Regions from separate parts of the Homo sapiens genome. Here region 1 is linked to region 2. Evidence: chromatin loops called from intact Hi-C (ENCODE). Cell type or tissue: PC-3. All regions are shown on one strand. Links, peaks and the distances in the headings refer to the core of each region. The heading gives the core; the rest is flanking DNA.

What was found. Peaks named below come from ENCODE experiments on the same cell type or tissue, not always from the same donor. Only the 100,000 strongest peaks of a DNase experiment are listed, where the experiment ranks them.
Region 1: a loop joins it to region 2, with 16 times the contacts of the local background. A loop is called at or near these places in 5 of 110 quality-filtered maps.

Annotation. Positions count from the first base shown.
Region 1 is chr1:162,603,056-162,608,013 of GRCh38, forward strand. No RefSeq gene overlaps it. Among named protein-coding and RNA genes, the nearest start is that of DDR2, 27 kb to the right of the region's middle. In PC-3, for the core only: no CTCF peak of the experiment used is centred there; a DNase peak (open chromatin) is centred at 2,646; H3K4me3 peaks cover 373 bases; H3K27ac peaks cover 2,454 bases.
Region 2 is chr1:162,355,589-162,360,546 of GRCh38, forward strand. NOS1AP (nitric oxide synthase 1 adaptor protein) reads left to right here. Exons shown (of 10, transcript NM_014697.3): 8 at 1,372-1,548. Among named protein-coding and RNA genes, the nearest start is that of MIR556, 16 kb to the left of the region's middle. RefSeq lists a silencer at 2,159-2,381. In PC-3, for the core only: a CTCF peak has its summit at 2,282; a DNase peak (open chromatin) is centred at 2,293.

The sequences.
Region 1 (4,958 bases), core at 262-4,261, 250 kb after region 2:
ATTTCTAAGTGTGGTCGCCTGAACCAGGTACATCAGCATCACCTGGAAACTTAGAAATACAGATTCTCAGAATAACTACATTATGCATATGGGGGTGCAGCCTAGAAATGTGTGTTTTAACAAGCCATCTGCATGATTTTGGTGTACACTAAGGCTTGAGAATGGTCACTGTAAGAGAATTTGGGGAGGCTGACTGAAAGTTCAGAGATGTTCCTGTGTTGATTTGTTTAAGATAATGGCCTCCAGCTGCATCCGTGTTACTGCAAAGGACATGATTTCATTCTTTTTTATGGCTGCATAGTATTCCATGGTGTATATGTACCACATTTTCTTTATCCAGTCCACCTTTGATGGGCACCTAACTGGATTCCATGTCTTTGCTATTGTGAATAGTGCTGTGATGAACATACAAGTACATGTGTCTTTTTGGGTGAACGATTTATACATTTTTTTAGTTATATGCACAGTAATGGGATTGCTGGACCAAATGCCACATGTTTTCACTTATAAGTGGGAGCTAAACATTGGGTACTCGTGAACATAAAGATAGCAACGATAGAGACTGGGGACTGCTTGAGAGGGGAAAGAAAGGGTTGGAAAACCAATAGTTTTTCACCAGTAGTTGAAAAGCTATGCTTACTACCTGGGTGACAGAATCAATTGTACCCCAAGCCTCAGCATCACACAATATATTCATGTAACAAACCTGCACAGGTACTGCCTGAATCAAGAATAAAAGTTGAAATTATTAAAAAATGTTCAGGGATGGTACTAAAAAGGAAACATAAATTAGGGAGAGAGACTGAGAGGCCAGTGTTTCCAGAGCAATAATAAATTAAGCTAGAAACCAAATAGATAAATCTTATGTGAGCTTTGTTCTTTCAAACACCCGAGGGGGCGGTACTGATCGTGGTAAAAGAATGAAAGATGGGCTGCGTGCGGTGACTCACGCCTGTAATCCTAGCACTTTGGGAGGCCGAGGGGAGCGGATCACGACAGGAGTTCGAGACCAGCCTGACCAACATGGTGAAACTATGTTGGTCTCTACTAAAAAGACAAAAATTAGCCAGGTGTGGTGGCGTGTGCCTGTAATCCCAGCTACTCAGGAGGCTGAGGCAGGAGAATTGCTTGAACCCGGGAGGCGGAGGTTGCAGTGAGCAGAGATCATGCCACTGCACTCCAGCCTGGGCGACTCCGTCTCAAAAAAACAAACAAACAAAAAAACTAGCAAGACATGACCAGGAGAATTGTAATTACTAGAACAATGGTTTCCAACCCTTAGGATCCTCTGAATTACTTGGAGAGATTTTTGAAAAATCTTGCAAGTTTTTGACTTCAATCCTAGAGATTATGATTCTCAGTCTGGTAGAAGGCCAGAGCATCTAATTTATAAAAAGCATTAGATGATTCCAAAAGGCAGCTAGGAGTGAGAATTACTGACTTGGAGGCATAGACTTAGCTTAGAAATCAACAACCAAGGATGAGAGGGAAGAGACTGGATGTGTTCTGGCTTTGAAAGCTTAGACGAGGAGAAGAGTGAAGAACATTTCACTTGAGAACAGTACAAGCAAAAGATGAATACAGGCATTCTGGGGATAATTCCACTTTGCAAATATCTCAGACTGCTAGAAACAACCAGCCTAAATGGGGGTCTTTCTAAATTTTATCCCTGTCTGACTCAACATCTTCTGAAATGGGAATCAGGGTGGTAGGCAGGGAAGAGAAAGAGGAAAGTTAGTGAACAGTTTGGTTTAAAAATATTACAGGCACTTCTTTCGGGCTGAATGAGAAGTAAAAAGTATAATAATGTGTTAAGGCCAGGCGTGATGGCTCACACCTGTAATCCCAGCACTTTGGGAGGCTGAGGCAGGTGGGTCACCTGAGGTCAGGAGTTCAAGACCAGCCTGGGTAACATAGAGAAACCCCATCTCTACTAAAAATACAAATATTAGCCAGGCGTGGTGGCACACGCCTGTAATCCCAGCTACTCGGGAGGCTGAGGCAGGAGAATCATTTGAACCCAGGAGGCAGGGGGTACAGTGAGCTGAGATTGCACCGCTGCACTCCAGCCTGAGCCACAGAGCGACGCTCTGTCTCAAAAAAAAAAAAAAAAAAAAAAGGTGTTAAGGTGATGACGTTATGGGTGGGTTTTTTTCTCTCTATAAATTTTTGGACAATACATTCTTAATTTTATGATTAAAAAGCTTTATCTTTTATAAAGGCTCAAAGGAAAAATTAACCAAAGGTGTTCACATTAGCCACTTTGGTACAGCTGTGAAGGAAATCTGAGGTAAAATTGGCTGTGGTGCAGTTGAGGTGGAGGATGTAAACATACTTTCAGAGAGCGGAATGTGCATTGTTGCAGTATAAGAAAGCGTAGTCTCCATTATGCTATTGTCTTTGGCATTGGGCATTTAATAGAGTCTTCATTTGTGAAATATGATAATGCCTTATGATTCAGAGGAATATACGAAGGAAATATATAGAAATTTAAGGTAATGCAGTTTGAGGTAAAGCTTTTTTTCAAGAGGTTTAATATGAGCCCTCTGATGGAATGTATACATTCAGTATTATGTCTTTAAAGCTGAAAGGTCTAAAAGGCTTGCCAAAAAACTCAGTGAGTCAGTGGTGACAATATGTTTATGTGAACAGTGTTTTCCAAATTATCAACAAAGTTAGGACACCATAAGAACAAAAAGTCTATCCTTGTAGCTTCATGACTCATCTTTTCCACATCAGTTCTTCAATTTCTCTCTCAGTGATTCCACTTCCCAGGAAATGATCCTTCCCACAAATCTCAGATTTTATTCTGGTAGGCAAAGTTTTTTTTTTTCTTCTTACAAAACCATGTGTACAACTCATGTTGTATTTTATAGAGTAAAATATATAACATAATATGGATAAGATTGAAATGAGACAATCGATTTTCTTTTAAAGTTTAAAATATACATTTTATTTTATTTTTTAAAATAAATTCCTCACTTTTTTTTTTTTTTAATTGGAGACAGGTTCTCACCCTGTTGCCCAGGCTGGGGTGCAGTGGCTCAATCATAACTCACTGTAGTCTCAAAATTGTGGGCTCAAGGGATCTTCCTACTTCAGCTTTCCAAGTAGCTAGGACTATAGGCATGCAGCACCATGCCCAGCTAATTTTTTTTTTTTTTTGAGACGGAGTTTCACTCCTGTTGCCCAGGCTGGAGTACAATGGCGTGATCTTGGCTCACCGAAACTTCTGCCTCCCAGGTTCAAGCGATTCTCCTGCCTCAGCCTTCTGAGTATGTAATCCCTCCTGGGATTACAGACATGCACCACCACGCCTGGCTAATTTTGTGTTTTTAGTAGAGACGGGGTTTCTCCATATTGGTCAGGCTGGTCTTGAACTCCTGACCTCAGGTGATCTGCCTGTCTCGGCCTCCCCCCGCTAATTTTTTATTTTAATTTTTGGTAAAGATGGTCTCACTATGTTGCCCAGGCTGGTCTCGAACTCCAGGGCTCAAGAAATCCTTCCACCTTGGCCTCCCAAAGTGCTGGGAATACAGGCATGTGTGACCACATCTGGCTTATTTTATAGACTTCTAAAAGGTCTGAAATGTGATAAAGGAGAGATTAACTGTCACACGAATATAAAGTAAATATTCAGTAAGGATAACTATGGCTAACATATTCTAACACTTAACCATGTGTCAGGCATTGCACTAAGCACTTTACATACATTATCTCATTTAATCCTTATTACTTTCCTATGAAGTGGGAACTTTTATTGTCCAGTACACAGGGAAACTGAGGCATAGAGGTTAAGTAAATTGTTTAAGATTATATACCTCATAAGAAGCAAAGCTGAGAATTGAACCCAGAGTCTAAATCCAGAGGCCCATACTTTTTGTCTACTTAAAATAAATTCAAACATACACAATAGAACAGAGTAATAAGCCTCTATTACTTAGTTTCTAACAATTAATTGTGGTTAGTCTTGGTTCATTTATTTCTCACTTTCCCTCTACACCCCACCCACCCACTGAATTACTTTAAAATCAGTTCAACATCTTGGTTGTAATACTTCATTGTATCAGTGTATATTGGAGTGATAAAATAACCAGTGTATGTGTGTGTTTATATATATGAATATATATATGTATTTAGACCAGGTCTCACTCTGTCACCCAGGCTGGAGTACAGTGGCATGAACATGGCTCACTGCAGCCCCGAACTCCTGGGCTCAAGTGATCCCCCAACCTTAGCTTCCCAAGTAGCTGGTACTACAGGCACATGCCACTGGTCCAGGTAATTTATTTTGTAGAGACGAGGTCTTGCCATGTTGCCCAGGCTGTTCCCAAACTCCTGGGCGCAAGTGATCCTCCCACCTCAGCTTCTCAAAGTGTTGGGATTACAGGCGTGAGCCACAATGCCCACCCCATGATATTTTTAAAACCTTAATAATTAACAATCATGCCTTAATATCATGTAGTATCCAGCCAGTGTTTGAACTTCCCCAAGTGTCTCATAAATATCTTTTTTTTTTTTTTTTCTGAGACAGGGTCTCACTTTGTCGCCCAGGCTGGAGTGCAGTGGCAAGATCTTGGCTTACTGCAGCCTCAACCTCCTGGGCTCAAGTGATTCTCCTGCTTCAGCCCCTCAAGTTGCTGGGACTACAGGTGCACACCACCATGTCGGCTAAATTTTTGTTTTTTTTTGTAGAGAGGGAGTTTCACCATGTAGCCCAGGCTGGTCTTGAACTCCTGAGTTCAAGCTATCCCCCTTCCTTGGCTCCCAAGGTGCTAGGATTACAGGTGTGAGCCTCTGTGCCCAGCCCCCAGTGTCTCATAAATATATATTTTTTATGTTGCATTATTTGAATCAGGCTCTACAGTCAATTTATTGCCTTTGACTAATATGTCTTTTAAATATTCCCTTAAATATTTAAAAATATATGCAGGTCCTCCTTCCTCTTCTTTTTTTTT
Region 2 (4,958 bases), core at 400-4,399:
AATCCCACCAATATTTGGTCTCCTACTCCCTGGCACCCTCTTCCCTTAACAGCATCTCATCTTTGCACAGTATTTTGCAAGGCTCACTCTGGCACACACACACACAGACTCCCCTGTGACTTAGCTAGTAGAGCAAAGTCAGTTTGGGCCCGCTCTGCCTGCAGTAGCGGTGGTATACCGTTGGTAATTCCTGTGGATAGCACTTTGGAGTCTGGAAGTTGGCCCACTGGATGTCAGAAACTGAGAGACCACCTTAGTCTTCATCAGCTCTAACCTAACATCATATAGGTGAGATGACTGTGGCATCTGGGGGTTCCTAATGTGATCCAATTAAGAAACTAAGAACTTGAGATCAAATTCCAACCTGAAGCCAAAGCTAATTAAAAATGTTTTAAACCCAGAAGCAAAATTACTGACCAATAGCTCTACCCTTAGATTCCCAGGCGGTTTATATCAGGGCACCTCTCTCTCTTTAACATTCATATCTTATCTCACATGGAGGTTTGGAGGGCAGTTCAGTTCTAAACTAGCTGCCTGACGTTTCCTTTGGAACCAGTTTATCCTCTACAAGTGGAAACAGCCCTGTGTCACTGGGGGCCTTCCTTGTGTATGTCTGAAGAAGTCCCCACAGCAGAACTGCCAGAAACAAAATGTCTTTCCCTGCCATGGAATTCTATGAATCGTAGAAGCCATCTTGGTAAAAATGTCCACAGGAGAGGGAGACAGAAGGAAAGGAGGGAAGGACACAGGAACTTCTTTCATCTAAGAGGATCTCTCCAGATCATTATATATTTTAGGATCCAAACTTCTTTGCCGATGGTTCTCACCAGAGGCAGTGGAGGGCAGGAGGTAGCCCCCTCACATGGCCCCTTCCTCCAGGACCCAGCTCCACGCTTCTCCCAACAAGGGAGAAGGAACATCTCAGACCCTGGAGGAGGGAGCCCTAAGGACACAGCAGAGTAGAGGATTGAAGCTGGGTCCTTCCTGTTATCATGGTAGGGTGGATGGAAGCTACGTTTTCCTAAAATAGATTCTTCTAAGTCTAGAACCTCAAGGAACTCAGTGACAGGGTATCATTGGAAGTGGTGGGCAAGAGATGGAGCAGTATCAGCCATCAGTCTCCCATCGGGGTCAGTTACCGAGGTGTCCCCCTAGTCCCCCTACGATTTTCTGACTGTGTGGTATCAGCCCAGGCAGCTACACCATTTCCTTTCTGGGCCTCTACTCCCATTTCCATTGAAGATATAGTGCTGTCAGCTTATGGGTTGTAAGTGTGCCAATTTGCTCCTCCTGAGTGCATGCCAAAGAGAGGGAGGCCCCTCAAGATGGCTCCTGCCACATGTCATGTCCTGTCTTCTCCTTCTCCTCCAGGTTTCGCACCCCCAGGAGCCCATGCTGACAGCCTCACCCAGGATGCTGCTCCCTTCTTCTTCCTCGAAGCCTCCAGGCCTGGGCACAGAGACACCGCTGTCCACTCACCACCAGATGCAGCTCCTCCAGCAGCTCCTCCAGCAGCAGCAGCAGCAGACACAAGTGGCTGTGGCCCAGGTTCTCCTCAGCCTCCTCCCTACTTCGCAGGCTCCACTCTCATGGGCTTGATGCACCTTCCCTAGCGAGGGGCTCAGGGCAGGTTTAAAATCTAGGGAGTCATAAGGAATCGCTCATGCTATTGGATCATTGCTTGTTGGGGAGTGGGGGCAGCGGGAGGGGGATAGATGGGGGATGCAGTTGAAATGGAGAGGCACATTTTGGTTTCCCATGTATCCCCTGCTCTGAGCTGGGCTTGGCTGGCTTGGCTGAATGTTGTTAATGACTTGAACTGACCAAGGGAAAAGATGCACACAATTCCACCCTTCCTTTCCTGCCTTACTTTCCTGATATTTGGGGTGGAAAGTGATGCCTTTGGAGTCAGAACAGTTGTGGCTTTATGATACCACTCTTAAAACAGCTTAAAGTATGAATTTGTGCCAAACACTGTTGTAAAAAGATTACTACCCTAGCATCCCAGTCTCCGTGTCTATAACAGGTTTCCCAGCCTTCATTACGATCTACTTATTCCAGGCAGTATTTGATTGGAATTCATTATTGTAGGATTTAACTTACAGGAATTTAGGTGTATTATTTGAGCCATAATGAAAAGAATTGGCTTAGATCTCAGAATCAAGGTGGTGTTTGTACCCCAAAAAACTTGTTCGGGGGCTGCTACATTATAGGGGAGGGTGAGCTGATTTCCCTTGCTGCTTTCAGCAGGGATTCTTCTTGTTTGCTTTCTATAGAGGGCGCTGTAGTCCACATCTTTCTTGGGAAGTCTGAGCTCCCTCTCTACCACCAGCACTCAGGGAATGGTGAAGACATTCATTCATACCCAAGGCTGAATCCTGAGGCGAGAGGCAGGGTCAGGGCCTGATGAGTGCATGAAGATCTTAGGAGACGGGGCAGTTGGGGCTTGGAAGAATTGGTAAAGGATCTGGAAAGGCAGCCTGCATCAACATTCTAAATCTGCTTGACCAGACTGTTGACCACTTAGGTTTTCTGCATTCTAGAATGGCGGGGAGCAGACTTCTCCAGGGAGCACTTATTGCTCTCTGTTATGTCTTCTGCTTACTCTTGTCCTGGCTCTTGAGTGGACTGAATCATCCAGCCAGAGATATCCTTTCCACCTTTCCACCTTGAGGAGGCATCCGGCGTCCTGGCCATAACAGGATCTGCTATGACTCAGGGTTTGAAGAAGACCTTCTTGTAACACGGTCTCTCCTGACCTGGGCCTGAGATGCAAGGCTCATGGATGACTTTTGCAGCCAGGTTTCAGGAGAGTAGAGTCAATGGGACACAGCTCTCAAGTTATCGGAGTCTTTTTAAAAAGTCTTACCATGAAACAAAAGGATATCTCGTGATGCTAGGAGGATTTGCAGGTGTTCCCAAAACAGCAACAGAGAGGGGGAATGTCATTAATGGCTTCTTATATTTGGAGAAAAAAAATCATTTCTCTTTGTCAAATAAAAGAATCCATCTCCTGTAGTTAATGATGGCACAGCAGTCTGAGAATCCCCTCCCTAGTGTGACAGTTGACAGGAGCACAAAGACTAAGCACTGCAGCACGGGTCCATTCTCAGACTCATTTCATTTCCACAAGTTTCCCATTGAATACAGAACATAATACTTTTATTTTGCAGCGTATCAATTGCCAAGTAATTATTATTTATCTAAGAGTGGGCTTGATGCATATTCATGATATGATTTTATCAGGGAGGCATTTGAATTCGAAGTCACTGCTAAGTACTAGAGAGAAACTATTTGCAAATGTGTAATCCACACAATAGTGTTGTGGCGGTGGAAGGAAGCATTCAATCTCCAAAGCAACAAGACATGTAACTTATCACAGGTCTACTACAGTCAGGATGAAACCTTAAGAGTAGTTTTCTGGTATAGAATCAATTGTCAGTCTCCATGGGAAATCCTGCCCTGGCCCTGTTTTAATTGTGTCTCTCCTAGAAGACAATGAATCTAGGGGAAGGAAAGGGTGTGGTATTAGAGATTTGCTTCATGAGCCTCTCTCGGTTCCACATGTCCACAGGCTGAGCACCCTTAGCCTCTCACTCACTTGGAATCTGTTGAATATAGTTGCCCTGCTTGACTCTCAATACAAGCAGTGTGGTGATCAAAAGGCCACCATACTGCATCTGTGTCCCACATTTGTGAGATGACTTTAGGGAGAGTCTTAGGCTTCCAAAATCATCAGATAGGACGTTGGGGTCATCTGATAGGTTCTTGAACATACTCCTGTACCTCTGTCTGCCATGCCCATCTGTCTCTGACTACCTTCTTTCTGTTCGCATCTTGCTTTTGCTGTCCAGGACCACAGCAGGGATATTGTACATTTCAGCTGGCTTTCAGCTCTCCTGTCCTGCAGACGGATTCGGTCCTAAACTGACCTTCAGTTAGAGGTTTCTCCGCACACTGTTCATTCTTCCACTTTCTTTGTAGTGTTTAATTCAAGGGCTTTTTTACTAGTGTCTATATCCTTGGGTAAAAACAATTACGTAAGATGTAGCTGGATTAATAGGTGGGTCTTCTTGGCATCTTTCACACATTTGAAATAGACCAAGTATAGCAAGCTTGGTTTCTCTACGCGGGGGGGGGCTGATTTCAGTTTCCAGCACGAGGTCAGCTCTTACTTGTTCTGTCAGACTCTATTGCCACCAAACTGCAAGGCTTCTGTCTGTCTTTATTAAACTACCAGCAGTCCCCAGAATTCCAGTGAGTAAAACTATGACCTCAGCCTTTCAGGTGGGAATAGTTTCCTTCTCTCGGAGAGCATCCAAATCCTCCTATGTTGTTCCTGGATAAAAATCTAAGGATAAAGACAGTTTCTTGCAGACAAGTGTACCCTTGATGTCACTTGTTGCACTATTTATGTCGTCCCCCCCCCACCACCCCCATTTCTTCCCACAGACTAGTCTAGTTCTGCTGTTGCCATGGGGACCAGGCTTAGGTTTCCTTCACAGTGTCCTGATTTGGTCTAAGACCGCAAGACCTCTCCCAGCCTCACCCTAAATTGGTTCTGAGCTGGTCTCAAAGGGGCCCGCCCTGACCTTAAAGGTATATGGGCAAAGGTGGTATTCAACCAACTCTTAAGTATTTCCGGGTTAGACCTCAGTGGGTAAGTAGTGAATACCCAAGTCCCTCTGACCGCTCTTCCGACCCAGCATGAGGCTTGCCTGGCTGCACTAGCTTCCTGCTTTTAGGTGGACCAGAAGTTCAAGGGTGTGAATGAGAGTATAGCTAAGCCTCGAAGCGAAGCTGGGATGTAGCTGGCACCTGCATGGCCATGGGCTGGGCCGACATAGTCTCAGAACTGATCTGGGCACTGTGGCTGATTGGCAAGTGTTAAGTAGGCCAGGTCTATTCACAGTTTGCCAATTCCCAGCCTTTTTCCTGAGGAAAGTGTTAGTACAGTT